Linked DNA regions of Homo sapiens: region 2 is linked to region 1. Evidence: read pairs that join two places in POLR2A ChIA-PET (ENCODE). Cell type or tissue: Panc1. All regions are shown on one strand. Each heading gives the region's core, and the rest is flanking DNA. Links, peaks and the distances in the headings are about the cores only.

Evidence for each region. ChIA-PET counts read pairs that join two places held together with the same protein. Peaks named below come from ENCODE experiments on the same cell type or tissue, not always from the same donor. Only the 100,000 strongest peaks of a DNase experiment are listed, where the experiment ranks them.
Region 2: POLR2A ChIA-PET joins it to region 1 with 11 read pairs; 5 of 35 experiments call an interaction of 5 or more read pairs at or near these places.

The regions. Positions count from the first base shown.
Region 1 is chr1:26,312,453-26,320,773 of GRCh38, forward strand. It overlaps CD52 (CD52 molecule), which reads left to right and starts at 5,506. Exons shown (of 2, transcript NM_001803.3): 1 at 5,506-5,619; 2 at 7,719-8,071. The coding sequence starts at 5,566. The coding sequence ends at 7,850. It also overlaps a transcript of UBXN11 not described here. RefSeq lists a silencer at 5,296-5,488 and enhancers at 5,563-5,632, 5,763-5,912, 6,286-7,271, 6,413-6,512. In Panc1, for the core only: no CTCF peak of the experiment used is centred there; no DNase peak of the experiment used is centred there.
Region 2 is chr1:26,037,840-26,046,141 of GRCh38, forward strand. SLC30A2 (solute carrier family 30 member 2) reads right to left here and starts at 8,279. Exons shown (of 8, transcript NM_001004434.3): 1 at 8,008-8,279; 2 at 7,158-7,378; 3 at 6,459-6,605; 4 at 5,559-5,712; 5 at 4,710-4,869; 6 at 3,861-3,966; 7 at 1,938-2,072; 8 at 1-1,466. The coding sequence starts at 8,057. The coding sequence ends at 1,321. RefSeq lists an enhancer at 7,310-7,878. In Panc1, for the core only: no CTCF peak of the experiment used is centred there; no DNase peak of the experiment used is centred there.

The DNA.
Region 1 (8,321 bases), core at 112-8,111:
TGTTGGCCAGGCTGGTTTCAAACTCCCGACCTCAGGTGATCTGCCCGCCTCGGCCTCTCAAAGTGCTGGGATTACAGGCATGAACCACCACGCCTGGCCCATTATAGCATTTCTTCTTCAGTTTTGTGATTTTCGTATGGGTCTCCCTGCTGGACTATAAATTCCTCAGGGGAAAGGACCCTCACTCATTCACCTTGCCTGACACACAGTAGGTGTCAATAAATTAATTAAAAGAGTGAATGAGGCTGGACACAGTGGCTCACGACTGTAATCCCAGCACTTTGGGAGGCCGAGGTGGGCAGATCACCTGAGGTTAGGAGTTTGAGACCAGCCTGGCCAACATGGAGAAACCCTGTCTCTACTAAAAATACAAAAAATTAGCTGGGCGTGTTGGCATGCACCTGTAATCCCAGCTACTCAGGATGCTGAGGCAGGAGAATCGCTTGAACCTAGGAGGTGGAGGTTGCAGTGAACTGAGATCCCGCCATTGCACTCCAGACTGGGCAACAAGAGCAAAACTCTGTCTCAAAAAAAAAAAAAAAAAAAAAAAAAGAGTGAATGAGCAAAAGACTGAATGGATAGGTGGGTGCGTGGATAGGTGAATGAATGGGTGGATGAAGATTCACCTTGGATGCTGTATGATGCTACTGAATCCCAGCCCTGTCTCAGTGAGGATGAAAAATTCAAGGCGGATCACACTGTGACGTGTGCTATAACTCTCTTCTCCTTCCTCCCTCCCTGCTGTATTCCATTCTATCATTGACCAAGGACATTTGGAGAACCTGGCCTATGTGAGACTGTGCTAGGCCCCAGGGACAGTCATCAAAAGACACTGTGGAACTGGGATGGAATTGTGATCTAAGGTGCTTTGCATGCCTGGTCTTCTCTTGTTCTGCAGGTCTCAGCACACACATTTCCTCTGAGTGGTCTTTCCTGACCACTGACCTAGAATATATCCTCCCCACATTTCACTTCTTCTTCTTCTCACATTACCCCCTTGATTTCCTGATGCCATTTGTGAACATCTGAAATTACCATTGTTTTTTATTAGTCTTCCCCCACTCAAATATCAGCTCCATAATAGCAGGGACCATGTCTTTATGTCACTGTTGTATTCCCAGTGCCTAGTTCAGTACCTGGTACACAGCAGGCACCCAATAAACACATTCTGCTCTAATAATACTTTCTTACGATCTTTACTTCACTTCACTAATTTTCTCTTCAGTTGTGCCCAATCTGATGTTAAACCTATCCACTGAGTTCCTAATTTTTATTACCATATTTCTCAGTTCTAGAATTTCCATTTGGTTCTTTACTATAATTTTTTTTCTTTTTTTTTTTTTTTTGAGACTTAGTCTTGCTCCATCGCCCAGGCTGGAGTGCAGTGGCACGATCTCGGCTCACCACAAGCTCTGCCTTCCAGGTTCATGCCATTCTCCTACCTCAGCCTCCCGAGTAGCTGGGACTACAGGTGCCCGCCACCATGCCTGGCTAAGTTTTTGTATTTTTAGTAGAGATGGGGTTTCACTTTGTTAGCCAGGATGGTCTCGATCTCCTGACCTTGTGATCGACTCGCCTCGGCCTCTCAAAGTTCTGGGATTACAGGTGTTAGCCACCGCGCCCGGCCGGTTCTTTACTATAATTTCTAGTTCTCAATCTTGTCCTGCTGCTCAGAGGGCAGAAGAGGAAAATGTCTTTAAGTAAGCATAGTTATTTGAAAATTTGATTGATTATTCCATTATCTGGATCTTTTGTATAACTTTCTATTATCTGTTTCTGCTTTTTGGTCATGTTGTCTTCAATTTCTTTGAGGGTTGGGCTGTTGTTTCCTGTTTACTCTCACTCCCCGTGGTCCAACCCAAAGCCTAGGTGGGGGGAGTTTGTCAGGGCTCCCCTTTCTTAGAGAATCTAGAACTATAGTTTTTCTCCCATACATTTGTAAGTATGTGAAGATGAGAAAGCTCAGCTCAGTTTCTCAGCTGTCCCCTCTGCAAGTGGCATACTTTTAGGAGGAAAGCAGCTCCATATAAAGGGCTTGCTTCTCTCAGTCCCTTATTTCTTTTCTGCATTGGTAACTTTTCAGTACTGACTTTACTGTTGCCCCATAGTAAATATTTACTGGATGAATAAATGCAGGACTACTAGGCTCGGAGGTGGGAATAGATCTAGATGAATACACGCACTCATTCTTCCGGCAGTCCCTGACACCTACACTGTGCCATGTTCTGTGCTTCGCTGAGTAAGAGAAGTGACAAAATCTAGTCCCAACCCACAAGGGACAGACCATATTCTTGGTAGACACAATCTTTAGAACAGAGGTCAACAGAAAGGGCCCTTCGAACATTTAGGAACTTTGAGTTTCCTAGGGAAAGTGGAAAGTTTCCCTGGGGAAGGGGCTTCTAAGCTAAATCTTGAAGAATAAAGAAGAGTTTGCAGTCTGGGCAACATAGCAAAACTCCACCCTCCACCACCCCAAAAATTAGCTGGGCATGGTGGCATGCACCTGTAGTCCCAGGTACTTAGGAGGATGAGGCGGGAGGATTGCTTGAGCCCAGGAGTTCGAGGTTACAGTGAGCTATGATTGCACCACTTGTACTCCAGCCTGGGTGACAACGGCAAGAACCTGACTCGAGGGGAAAAAAAAAGAGTTTGCCAGGTAAAATAATTGGAGAAGGGCTTTCCTTGCAGAGGAAATACATGGACTGTAGAAGATACTCCTCAGGGTGTCAGGAGGTGAAAATGAAGCTTCTGAGGTTTGCAAGAAAATGTTTACAAATAAGAGTCTGGCATTTAGTATCCTCGCATGCATCTCCAGCATGGGAAACTATAACACGGCTGGCCCCAGGCTCGTCCTGTCTGGCTGCCTCTTTGTAAGAGGGGAGAAGATTGCACAGTGTGATGGAGCTCATTTTCAGCAGAGTAATCTCAGACTTCAACACGGGTATCCTGTCTTCTGGGCTGGTGCCCTTCTGGCACAGGACACCTCCCTGACTCTCATGAACCCCAGAATCACTCACCCCCACAGGCACACCAAAGACAGCTGAGAACTTGAGTCAAGGGTGAGGAGAGACCTCTGGGTGAAAGGGCAGGGATGGGGAAAGAGGGTGATGGATGGCTGGGGACTCCTCCCTCTTCTCTCCCTCCCCGCCCCTCCCTCTCCACTTCCTGGCTTTCTCTCATCAGCTTTGACTCTCAGTTCTTCTTTTCTTCTCTTCTCTTTTTTTGAAATGGAGTTTTTCTCTTGTCGCTCAGGCTGGAGTGCAATGGCACGATCTCGGCTCACTGCAACCTCCTTCTCCCGGGTTCAAGTGATTCTCCTGCCTCAGCCTCCCGAGTAGCTGGGATTACAGGCATGTGCCAGCACACCTGGCTAATTTCTGTATTTTCAGTAGAGACAGGGTTTCACCATGTTGGCCAGGCTGGTCTAGAACTCCTGACCTCAGGTGATCCACCCACCTCGGCCTCCCAAAATGCTGGGATTACAGGCGTGAGCCACTGTTTCCTGGCCTTTTTTTTTTTTTTTTTGAGACAGGGTCTTGCTCTGTCACCCTGGCTGGAGTGCAGTGCCACAATCATGGCTCATTGCAGCCTGGGCCTCCCAGGTGCAAGCAATCCTCCTGCGTCAGCCCCCAAGTAGCTGAGACTATAGGTTTGTGCCACTATGCCCGGCTAATTTTTTTTTTTTTTTTTTTTTTTTTTGAGAGATGGGGCCTTCCTATGTTGCCCGGGTGGTCTCAAACTCCTGTGCTCAAGTTATCTGCCCGCCTCAGCCTCCCAAACTGCTAGGATTACAGGCGTAGCCCCTATGCCCAGCCTCTGTTTTTTTCTTTGGACTCAGCCTCAGCCAGATCTCCCCTGGGCTTGCAACACAAGGCCCAAAACAATAGAAGAGAAGTGAGGGGAGTTTTCCCTTTACTACCTAGCATGTAAATGAGGCCTAAAGTAGACTAAGGAAGGGAGAGTGTGAAGGGAGAGTGGGCCAGAGCTGGGGTTGTGGTGACCAACTCCTGGGGCCTGGGGGGAGTTTGTGTAGGGGAGGGGGAGGGAGTGGCAGGGAATCAAGACTTAATGGATGAATTCTAGGGCAGCCCCAGAGGTTACATACATGGCTGTGGCTTCAGACAGACCTGGATTCAAGGTCAAATGAGACTGGCTCCACCATTTACGACCTTAGCAAGTCACTTAACATCTAAGCCTCAGTTTTTTCACCAGTCAAATGGGGATAAACATAACACCTGCTGCAGGGCACCACAGAGGGTATCAAGTGAGGGAATGCATAAAGCATGGAGCACTATCCAGGCAGCTGTGGGATTCCTCTCATCCCCCCACCCCTCCCTGGGCCCTCACAGCCACTCTCTCACCCCAGTCCCCTTCCACTGTAGCTTAGTCACCCACTTGTCCCTTCCCTCGCTCCCCTCCCATTCATCCTCAGCTAATACAAACAACCCATCTGCTTGCTACTTTCTCTACCAAAATCACAAAATTCTAGGTCTTGGCTGGGCGCGGTGGCTCATGCCTGTAATCCCAGCACTTTGGGAGGCCGAGGCAGGCGGATCACTTGAGATCAGGCATTCGAGACTAGCCTAGCCAACATGGTGAAACCCAGTCTCCGCTAAAAAAAAAAAAAAAATACAAAAAATTAGCCAGGCATGGTGGCACACACCTGTAGTCCCAGCTATGCGGGAGGCCAAGGCAGGATAATTGCTTGAACCCAGGAGGTGGAGGTTGCAGTAAGCCGAGATCATGCCAGTGCACAGAGCAAAACTCTGTTTAAAAAAAAAAACAAAAAAACCAACAACAACAAAACAAAACACTAGGTTTTAACAAACTTCAGAAATAATCTATTTCAGTCTTCCCAGTTCCTTGAAATGAGGAACTGAGGCCTAGAGAGGGAAAGCCCAACTGAAACCAGGCTTCCCGATTCCTCACCTCCAGCACCTTCACAGAAATCCACCAACCCTTCCACAATCTAAACATTTCCCAAGCTTTCATTCAGAACCTGCAGCCCATCTACAACCTTCCCTTGAAACATAAATCTATCCCAGCCCTTCTCCTTCAGCTCCTATACCCTGCCCCAATCTTCTTTAAACAACAAACTCATTTACGGAATATCTGCTATGTTCTGGCTCTTTTTAAATTGGTTATTATTACATGTAATCCGGCAGTTCTTTTGTTAAAGGGTCAGAGAGGTAGAGTTTCTGGCCCAGGGTCTCAGAGCTGGTCAGTGATTAAACCAGGATTCAGCCTGCAGGATGCATGATTCCAGGCCTTGGGCCCTACTTACTCCCACCGTTGCCTCTGGATTGACCTCTCTCCTATCTTGTACGATCTAGCCTGCTCCCCCAGCCAGGGCCTTAGAACCTAGAGCCTGGTATTATCCACCCCCAGATCTGCAGAAAGGAAGCCACACCCCTCCTCCACCTTGTAAGCCCTCCTTCCTCTCCCTACCTCACCCCGCCTCCTCTGCCTCCTGGTTCAAAAGCAGCTAAACCAAAAGAAGCCTCCAGACAGCCCTGAGATCACCTAAAAAGCTGCTACCAAGACAGCCACGAAGATCCTACCAAAATGAAGCGCTTCCTCTTCCTCCTACTCACCATCAGCCTCCTGGTTATGGTACAGGTAAGAGCAACGCCTGGCACCACTGCCAGGACTCCCCAAAGTTGCTTGGCATGGAGGGAGGGCATACAGGATGTGAGCTCCCAGAGACCCAGCCTTCTCTCCTGAGAGCACAGCAGATGGACTCCAACAGGAAAACTGGGGACACAGCGGGCCTGGCCGCCCAGCCTTCCAGCTCTTCTGGCTGGGGCTGCACTGCTTGCGGGCTGCCCTGAGAGAAACCTGTATCCACAGCTGGGGAGCACTTACAGGGTGCTAGGCGCGTTGGGGCACCCAAGGGGTGTTGTGGAATAATAGAGAACTAAGAGACTTGGGAAGACAACCCTGAGTGAGGAAGGCATCGGCCCACAGGGAGTCTGGGGAGATGGTCCTTTGGGGAGAGGCCAGGAGATGTCCAAGTGGAGCCTGCTGTGGTTATGGAGGTGACAGGGGACACTCTAACCCCCACTCCCCTGCCAGAGAGAAGCCTGGATGTTCAGGAATGCAAAGAAGACAGGACTCTCCCATTTCAGAAACAACTGGAGTCTCAAAAGCGACTGCTATTCCAGGAGGCAGCTTTGGTAGCATCCCAGGTGCCCAGAGGGGAGTCAGTACAGCAGACCGGAGCCATCAAGTTCTTGATCAAGAACAGCTTGATCACCATCAAAACCAGCTTAATCTCCATCAAGAACAGTTCTAGTTGCAGCTCCATCAAGCATTAAGGACAGCTCGATCACCATCTGGCCACTTCCCCACCCCACATCCAGCCACCCACGCTTTGCCAAGTGCTTTCTCACTCAGCCCTGGCTCATGTGACCTTCACAACTGTGATGAACTTCTCCCCACTCAGAAGATGAAACTGAGGCTCAGGGAAGCTAAGCCCTTTGCCAGGCTAGGAAGGTCAAGGGCCAGGGCTCCCCTGTCTCCCTCTATGCCAGAAGGGCTGGTCGCTGGGGAAAGGTGAAAAGAAAGGTTCTGTGACCGGGCACGGTGGCTCACGCCTATAATCCCAGCACTTTGGGAGGCCGAGGCAGGCGGATCACCTGAGGTCAGGAGTTCAAGACCAGCCTGGCCAACATGACAAAATCCCGTCTCTACTAAAAATACAAAAATTAGCTGGGCGAGCCGGGCGCGCTGGCTCGCGTCTGTAATCCCAGCACTTTGGGAGGCTGAGGCGGGTGGATCATGAGGTCAGGAGATCGAGACCATCCTGGCTAACACATTGAAACCTCGTCTCTACCATAAATACAAAAAGAAATTAGCCGGGCGTGGCGTGGTGGCGGGCGCCTGTAGTCCCAGCTACTCGGGAGGCTGAGGCAGGAGAATGGCGTGAACCTGGGGGTGAAGCTTGCAGTGAGCCGAGATCACGCCACTGCACTCCAGCCTGGGCGGGCGACAGAGCAAGACTCTGTCTCGGAAAAAAAAAAAAAATTAGCTGGGCGTGATAGCGGCTGCCTATAATCCCAGCTACTCGGGAGGTTGAGGGGTGGAGGTTGCAGTGACCCGAGATCATGCCACTTCACTCCAGCCTGGGCAAAAGAGCGAAACTCTATCTCAAAAAAACAGAAAGTTTCTGTGAAAGGGGGTGGACAGGGGCAGTGATCACCTCTGTCCCTGCCTGTGTCAAAGCAGGAAGCAGTCAAACATCCTGACAGGACCTTGTGGAAGAAGTAGTGGTCACATGGGGCAGAACTGAGGACTGTTTTATGGAGGTGGGCGGATGGAGGGCGGGGAGGGTAGAAAGGGGACTGCATCTTTAAATAACAAACACGCTATTCAAAAGTCCCCTGAGGGCTGGGTACGATGGCTCACACCTGTAATCCCAGTACTTTGGGAGGCCGAGGCGGGTGGATCACCAGGTCAGGAGTTCGAGACCAGCCTGACCAACATGGTGAAACCCCGTCTCTACTAAAAATAGAAAAATTAGCCGGGCGTGGTGGCACGTGCCTATAGTCCCAGCTACTCAGGAGGCTGAGGCAGGAGAATCACTTGAACCCGGGAGGTGGAGGATGCAGTGAGCCGAGATCGCATCACTGCAGTCCAGCCTGGGTGACAGAGTGAGACTCCACCTCTAAAAAAAAAAAAAAAAGTCCCCTGATCTTATCCCACTTCTCCTCCTACAGATACAAACTGGACTCTCAGGACAAAACGACACCAGCCAAACCAGCAGCCCCTCAGCATCCAGCAACATAAGCGGAGGCATTTTCCTTTTCTTCGTGGCCAATGCCATAATCCACCTCTTCTGCTTCAGTTGAGGTGACACGTCTCAGCCTTAGCCCTGTGCCCCCTGAAACAGCTGCCACCATCACTCGCAAGAGAATCCCCTCCATCTTTGGGAGGGGTTGATGCCAGACATCACCAGGTTGTAGAAGTTGACAGGCAGTGCCATGGGGGCAACAGCCAAAATAGGGGGGTAATGATGTAGGGGCCAAGCAGTGCCCAGCTGGGGGTCAATAAAGTTACCCTTGTACTTGCAGTGGGGTCCTGCTTGTGGTTACTGGACATCCCTACGCCCCAAGAGCCAGCTGTGCAGCAGCACCAGGGAGTTTCCCATGTCCCCATCAGCAGGGAAATTGGCACCAGGGAGCAGCCCCCAGCTTCCCCACCTAAATTCCAATGCTGAGGGCCCTTCCCCTTAGAAGCACATTGCAGGGACAAGGCCCAGAACCTGGCAGCCTCACCAACCCTGCAGTTGCGTTTGCTTCATCCATCCCTGGGTGTTTGGG
Region 2 (8,302 bases), core at 303-8,302, 270 kb before region 1:
AAAGTGGGAGGCAAGTGACCAAACCCACCTCCTCCCACCTTGGGCCAGAACAGTCAAGACAAACTCAGCACTGCCCCTGGGGAGGCTGGGAAGCCCACCTGACTCCTCAGTGAGGCAGCCTCGGGCCACAGAGTTCCCTGTCCCCAGGATGGTAAAAGTAACCAATCTTCAACAACCACAGGTACTTGGCCAACTGGCTCTTGTTCTCAACCCTGTGAGGGAGGCATCAACCCTGTCGGTGTACAGATGAGACTGTGGGGCAGAGGCCAGCTCGCCCAAGGCACTTGCTTACAATGGCAGAGACAGACCTTGTGACACAGGACTCCCTGATAACTGGGCATGTTGTCTCGATGAGTCGGGGACAGGTTTCCCCTCTTGCATCTTGTAAACAAAAGCCACCCCTAAGTCAGGAATCTTCACACACAAGCCCCAGGAAGCTGCGGTTTCCCTCCTAGCTGGCCTCTGGACCGAGTGCAGCCCCACTTGTCTCCCTTTCCCTCCACCATGTCAGGCTCCGACTGGGTCAGGCCAGGTAGGCAACAGAGTTGGCCCAGCCATATCTTTCTGGAGACTCTGAATCCCCTGGGACACTCTCAGGGCAACAGAAGTGCCAGGGGGCTTGGAGGCTGTTAGTGCAGAACCCAAGCTGAAATCTCTCTACCCCCTGCCCACCACCTGTGCCAAAGTTGTTTTTTGTGTTGGCACAGCTGAGGAAATAAGGAAAGAGGAAACCTGTCTCTTACCTAGTAAGAAGCCTCTCCCCTCCAGGAAAGGGAACATTTGGCTCATAGCTGAAGTGACTAAGGCACAGATAGGCCTCAGGTGCCTCCTGGCTCCCTGCCTCAGGGAGGCTCAAATGAGAGTGTGAGGGTCCTCACCCCCGTGCCTATTGCTATAGGCAGATGGAGGGGCTCAGATTCATAAAGGCAAAGGCCAGCCAGGCTGAGAATGGGGCATGAGGCAGGCAGTATGGGCGCGCTGGGGCCAGCCTCCCCTTGGACGTCCCGTGGCTCACCACCTTTGCCCCTGCGAGTGGTAGAACATTTGCTGAGGATTAGGCCCAAATACAGCCCTTCCAGAGCTGGCCCAGGAGCTGGAAGAGCAGGGTCACACTAGCTTTATACCCGCTGAGTCCCCACCCTGGCTGTAGTCAGATGGGAGGCTGGGAAGAGCTCCATTCCTGGAGTGGGGCAGAGGTCAGGAGGGGGACCTGGTTTACAACACAGCTGGGGTAGGCAAAGTCCTGGCTGGGCCTGGGGGACACTCAGTCCAGCCACCTGCAGGTCCTGTTCATGCCCCAGTTGGTGCCTGGCTGAGCAGTCAGTCTGAGGGGCCCTGGCATGCCTGACAGTCCTTCATGTCCTCCGAGTAGTCCTCGATCTGGATGGTCACGGTGTGGAAGTGGAACTTCCCTTGGAGGCGGCTGCTGGCTGTCTTCAGCACAGCCTGGGCGTCTGTATTCTGAGCTGGGGGCCGAGAGGACACAGCGGGGGAAGCCATTTACTCTGGCCCTTTGGAACCATCAGGAGCCCAAATCTCATACCCCATCCCCAGCAGAACAGGATGGGGGACCATGAACATGGAGAAGCCCCCAGATTCCATTCCTCTGCCAGGTAGCCTCCCAGCCCAGACCTGGCTCATGCCTGAAAGAGCTGGTAAAGCACTGGCCTTAAGGCCAGGAATCTGCCACCTACTGCCATATACTAGCTGTAAAAGCCTGGGCAAGTAACTTTACCACCCAACCCCAGCCTCAGTTTCTTCATGGATAAATGAGATTGTGCTGATCAGATGGAATAATGCGTATCAAGTACTCAGCATGAGGCTGGGCTTGATGCATGGGCACTGTGAGCATCTGGGGTCACCTGGACCCGTTGGGGATGGCACTAGGCCTTTGGCTGCCTGTCTCCCACCCCACCCTGAGTGTCCCAAGCACTCACCAATGGCGATGTGGACAGACAGAACAGGCTGGGCCACCGTCAGTGCCCAGATATGCAGGCTGTGCAGGGCTTCTACCCCCTCCACCGACAGCAGCAGATCACGAACAGCTGTGAAGTCAACGCCCTTGGGGGTCCCTGAGGACGGCAAGGACAGGGGAAACTAAAGGAAACTACCCCTCCCACGCCTGCCCATTGGTGCAGGGCTGGCTCCTGATCCTCAGGTGTCATCCCCTCAAAGAAGACCTCTTTGGCCTGCAGGTCTGAGGCTGCCTTCACCTCCCAAGGTCTCTGCCCTATCACTCTGTTGTATTTCCTCTCCACTCTTAACACTGAAATTATTTATGAATGTACTTATTGTCAGTTTCTCCCTCTAAAATGGACACTCCATGAGGGCAGGACAGTCTCCTTTGATTACCACAGTATCCTTGGTGCCTAAAACAGCACCTACTCCATAGTAGGTGCTCAATAAATATATTTTTTGGTTTTTTTTGAGACGGAATCTTGCTCTGTCACCCAGGCTGGAGTGCAGTGGCGTGATCTTGGCTCACTGCAACCTCTGCCTCCCTGGTTCAAGCAATTATCCTGCCTCAGCCTCCTGAGTAGCTGGGACTACAGGCGCATGCCACCACGCCCGGCTAATTTTTGTATTTTTGGTAGAGACAGGGTTTCACTGTGTTAGCCAGGCTGGTCTTGAACTCCTGACCTCAGGTAATCTGCCTGCCTCGGCCTCCCACAGTGCTGGGATTACAGGTGTGAGCCACCGCACCTGGCCAATAAATATATTTTTGAATGGAAAGAAGGAAAGAACAGATCCTGAGAATCCTTGGACCCACCCAGGGCACGATCATCATCTTCATCATTATCGCTTTCATCTGGGTTAGCATATTCTTGGAGAAAAAGCTCTGACCTGCAGCCAAATACTGCTAAGCCCAGGCCAGCATCCTACTCCATTCCAGACTGACCCTGACCACGCAGAGGCCTATGACCCTGGCCCAAGACCCCAGGCCTAGAGCATAAGAAAGCCAAGGTGCAGGGCCAGGTGTGGTGGCTCACATCTGTAACTCCAGCACTTTGAGAGGCCGAAGTGAGATGATTGCTTGAGCCCAAAAGTTCGAGACCAGCCAGGGCAACATAGTGAGACCCCCCCCCCATCTCTACAAACATTTAAAAGTTAGCCAGACATGGTGGCATGCGCCTGTGGTCCCAGCTACTTGGGAGGCTGAGGCAGGAGGATTACTTGAGCCTAGGAGGTCAAGGCTGCGGTGAGCCTTGGTGGCACCACTGCACTCTAGCTTGGATGACAGAGCAAGACCCTGTTTCAAAAAAAAGAAAAAAGAAAAAAAAAAGGTAATTCAGGGCAGACCAGATCATTCTCCACCACTGACCGTTCTCCAACCCCACAAAGCACAGCCATGTCCCCACAGGGTGTGGCATTGTTTGGTCCCTGAGATGTAGGAAAGGCCTGCGCTGCAGTGGATTCAGTAGCTTTGTCCAAGGCTGACTGTCCTTCTCTGAGCCTCAGTCTGCCCCTCTGTGCAATGAGAAGCATAATCCTCACCCCCTCTCTCTTCCTGAGAGAAGGCAGCCAGAGCCTGGGGAAGTGTATAGGGGAGGGCTGGAGAGCTCCAGATGCTACAGATGTCCCCCAGAAGCCACCTGACTAGGCAGAGGAGGCACCCTTAGGGGTAGGGGGAAGGGAAGACTCGGGCTGGGGGACGGTTCCAGGAACTGCCACACCTGAAAGCCCAGGCTCTATGTCAAGATCAGCCCAGGGGCCCCAGGAGGTTTTCCAGCCTATGCCGGGGCTCCGGATCCTGGCTCCCCGCCCATGTGCTAGGATGCCCCAGACACACACATACCCTATTTGAGCTGATTAGCGCTTGAGAGCCAAGAGCAAAAAGGGAGCCACAAAGCCCAGGTTACCTTCCATCAACACCAGGATCACATCTCTCAGGATGGTCAAGGTTGTCCCCAGGACCAGGATGGAGAAGACGAAGGTGCAGATGGGGTCTACATACTTGTATTCTGGCTGCAGGAAGACAGGAAGGCAGACCTGGAGTTCACCATCTAACACCTCAGCTTCCCTTCTCCCCTCCCACCCAGCACTGCTGGGGAGAGGTGCTCTCTCTGCTGGGTGGGCATGAGCCTCGCCCTGGCCCTGCCTCCCAGTTTTCTGCTCTTTATTTCACATCTGCAAGAGCAGAAAGGACAGACCACAGTTCAGAATAAGGCAGTCCCTTCCCACCCCTCCTTCTCAAGGAGCTGAGACATGGACAGAGCAAAAAGGCATCTTAGATACCATCTGATCCGCCATCCGTCCCCATTTGACAGATGGGGAAATTGAGGCTCCATTAGAGCAAGCAAACTCATCCAATGTCACATGGCTAGCAAGGAGGAGAGCCAAGCTTCAGAGCAAATGCCTGCCTCTTTCCACTACAGCTCCCTGCCTCTATGTGATGGGCATTGCCCAGGGTTTGACAACACACAGTCGTAGGCTTGAATCTGGCTCTATGCTTTACCGGCTGTGTGACACTGTGCAAGTCACTGAACCTTTCTGAGCTACAGAAAACACTACCACCTACCCTTCAGGTTGTTGTGAGGATCAGAAGTGCTGACACTTGGTAGGTATTGGATAAATGTTCCTTTCCTCTCCCCACCCTTTTCCCTAGAACTGGGAGGGAGCTAGAATCTGAAAAGAAACCCCGGTAGAGAGTATACTCAGGTGGTCTACACTCCCCTGCCACCCCCACCACCCTGTGTCCCAGCTCTGACCTTGAAGTATAAAATATAGGCTGCCACTAGGACACCCATGCTCTGCATAAAGTCGCCGATCACATGGATGAAGGCAGCTCGGACGCTGGGGTTCTCCTCCTGCTGGTTGGTGGTGCCGTGGCTGTGCCCATGGCCAGACTGGTGAAGGGTCAACCCCATTCTATGGAAGTGGAGACAAAGCCAAGGGCTCACTGAGGTCGCAGATGGAGGTCACCTATTAGGACTAGCCAACTTGTAGGGCAAAAATCTCAAGCCCCTAAACCTTGTGATCTCTTTGGCCATGTGAGAAGTCCAACCCACGTGGCCTTGGTTCAGACAGCCATGAGAGATAGGGCCCAGCGCCAATGCCAGGCTGAGCCTGGGCACAACAATGCCACAGTGTCAAATCTCAGAGCAGGAGGGCATTAGGGAGGTCACTGTCAGTTCACTCCATCATGTCACAGATGGGGAAACTGAGGCCTCTGAACAAAGACCCCGAAAGAGACACCCATTGTCTCTAACTGAGACCAATTTCAGACTTGGGTTCTGCCCCTAGGGACAGCTACTCCTGCAACAACTGGCCTCTTCCCGCCCCACTTCAGGTATGAAGCCACCAAGGCTAGTCCCTGACATGTATCAGGGAGTGGGTAGAGTGGATGAAGACTCCGATTTACAGCTCCCAGTGTTCTTGGCCTAGGCCTAAGGTAGGACCCAGGTGTTCCAGGTGCCAGAGCTCAGACCATTAGGGAAGTTCTGTCCCTGTAGCGTATGCTGGAAAGTGGCACAGTCTCTTTCCGCAAAGCAGACATAGGTGTGGGTGTGAGAGGCGGGAGGAGGAGGGGAGACGAGGGAAACTGGGGCCCCACTCACATGATGTTCACAGCCACAGCGCAGCCCGACGTGATCAGCATGGTCCCCCCGTCAATTTCATAGTCCCCAGAGATCAGCCGCTCCACAGCCAGGTACACCAGTACCCCCGTCACGACCCAGATGGACAGTACAGAGACCAGGGCTCCCAAGATCTCTGAGGAAGAACCCAACCCCAACACCCACCTTGGCATGGGCCTGGAGCTAAGGAGTCTTCCCCCTTCCTTCAGGATCCTCCCCACCCACCTCCCACACAAAGTCAGGGCCTGGGTCCCACTGGGCTCTGCTGAAGGTATGGCCGGTATGGCTGCCCCTTACCCCACCCCTCATATATCTAGGAATGTAAGAGCTAGAAGGAACTAATAAGTCATCATCTGAGTCCACCTTTTTGGTTGTACATGTAAAGAAGCTGACTTATTAAAGTATGTGCCTTTTGTTCAGCTAGTAAACTGAGGCTTCTGGGGAAGACAGGCTGGGCCATCTCCCACAAAGAGGAAGGTGACGATGCAGTCCAGGGTGAACGGAAGAGAGGTTAAAGCCTATATCTTCCAGCAGCCTTTGCTGGCCTTCCCCTCCCCCCAGAGCTGATCCACAGAGTTATGTGCAGTGTTAATGCCATTGTCATTTGTTCTTGAAGCTTGGCTACTGCACTTCTTAGGAAGGTCAACTTTGCTTCCCTGCAGACTGAGAGCTCCTGGATGACTGGGACCAGGGCTCCCCCATCAGACTAGGATTTCCCAGAGGACAGAGGCCATGGTTGACATCCTCTTCCCCCATCCAGATCACCCTCCTGGCCTCACTCAGGGGAGGAAGGGGGGATCCACCCATTACAGCCACCTAAGAACCCCTGTTCTAACCCACCCTCTCTCTCAACCCCATCTCCAGCCAAACCGCGATCCTCACCAGCTCTCTGCCAGCCAAAGTTCATGGTCTTGGTGGCTGGCCGGGAGGACATCCAGAGGGAGAAGAGGCTGATGAGCATGCTGGCAAAGTCAGTGAGCAGGTGTGCTGCGTCAGTCATGACAGCCAAGCTGTGTGCCAGGTACCCACCTGCAGGGTGGAGGGTCCTTATCAGCTCCCCCAGAGAGCTGGCTCCCAAGACTGTGTGTGCAGCAGGGAGACCACAGGCTCTGGAAGAGGACATTCTGGGCTCAAGATCTCTCTACCCATGAGCTGTACCACCGTGACAAGTGACCTACTCTCTCTGAGCCTCAACTTCCACTCTCTGTGAAATGGGCCACCAATATCTACTTAGAGGGTGAATGTGCACATCAAGTTCAAATAGGGACTGGAAAACATAGCAGATACTCAGTAAATGCTCTTCCCTTCTAGGAATTCAGGCCTTCCCTTAGCTACGAGTTGTGCGTGATCTTTGGCAAGTTACTTCACCTGAACATGCCTCAGTTTCATCATCTGTAAAGTAAGGAGAATAACGTCACCCATGTGAGAACACAGGTTGTTGTTAGACCTGCATCAGATAATGTGTATATAAAGGCTTACTGTAGTGTGTGTTCAGTAATTGGGGCTTTTAGTGTCAGTATTGCTGGGAACATCCAGTCTATCCATGCACCAACTTCATTTAATTAGCCCAAAAGTGCTTACCAACGACTTCTCCGATCATGAACAACAGGCAGATGGCAGAGGCTACATACAGCTGGCGCTGGGCCTTCCCCTTCTTGGGGTCACAGTGACTGTCAGGACCCTTCTGAGCATGGCAGTGATGGTTGCTCTGGGCAGCCAGCTCAATGGCCTGCAAGTCCAGGCCAGGTCGGGGCAGAGGAATCCAGCCAGCCCCTTCCTGCCACAGAGATCCCGTGTATGACCTGGCCAGAGGGGAAGAGAGGGAACGCTCAGCTCTGAGATGAGGTAAGGAGGGCCGACTCTAGTCCCATTTCTCTGTGAGGCCTTGTGTCCACTGGGAAAAATAGCTAAGGACGCTCCGAGCTCGACAAACCAGAGGTGAGAAGCCTGTATTCAGACGGGGATGATAGGGGAATGGGAGTCCTGGGGCCCGGGGCCCTTCAGAGGCCAGAGGAGGTGAAGACCCTGGGAACCGGCCAAGGGGCGTGCTGTCCAGTGGAGCGCGGGGAAGGAACAGAGCGCAGGCTCTGGGAGAACAGCAGGCCCCCTCCAGCGCACTTGGGACACAGGGCCTCCCCGGGGCGGGGCTGCCTGGGGCAAAGTGCTGGGCGGGGCGGGACTCCAGGCATGGGAACCGCCAATCCCCCGGCCCCAGGCCCCCCGCGGGCAGGGGTCAGAATCTGGGCTGCGCCCCAAGGGAGAGACGGTCCTTGGGCCACAGCCCATTATCTTCGTTCCCTCACCTCACCCCACCCCTCCTGCATGGTCCCAGCTCAAGCCGCAGCCAAAACCAACCACTGCTAGGATGGCAAATGCGGAGGTGCGTCGGCTGCCGCCAAAATTCCCGCCCGTCCCCAGGCTCTCGCCTTACCGGATTGCCGGCCTGGCGTCCAACAGATGCTGCTTCTCCTTGGCCTCCATGCAGTCCCGCGCCGAGTCCCGGCAGCCGCGCAGCCGCCCCGCCGAGTGCGCCCTGAAAGTTGCGCGCGGGACTCCGGGTGGCGCTCACCCACCTGCCCCGAGGGCCCCGCGAGGTGCGCTCACTCCGGCCCGGCTCCTGCGGCCCCTGAGCTCCCCCGGCTCCCGCTGCGGCTGCAGCTCCGGCTCTGGCTCCGCGTGCCAAGCGCTCCCGTGTCTCGGGTCAGCCGCTGCGCCCCGCGGCCGCC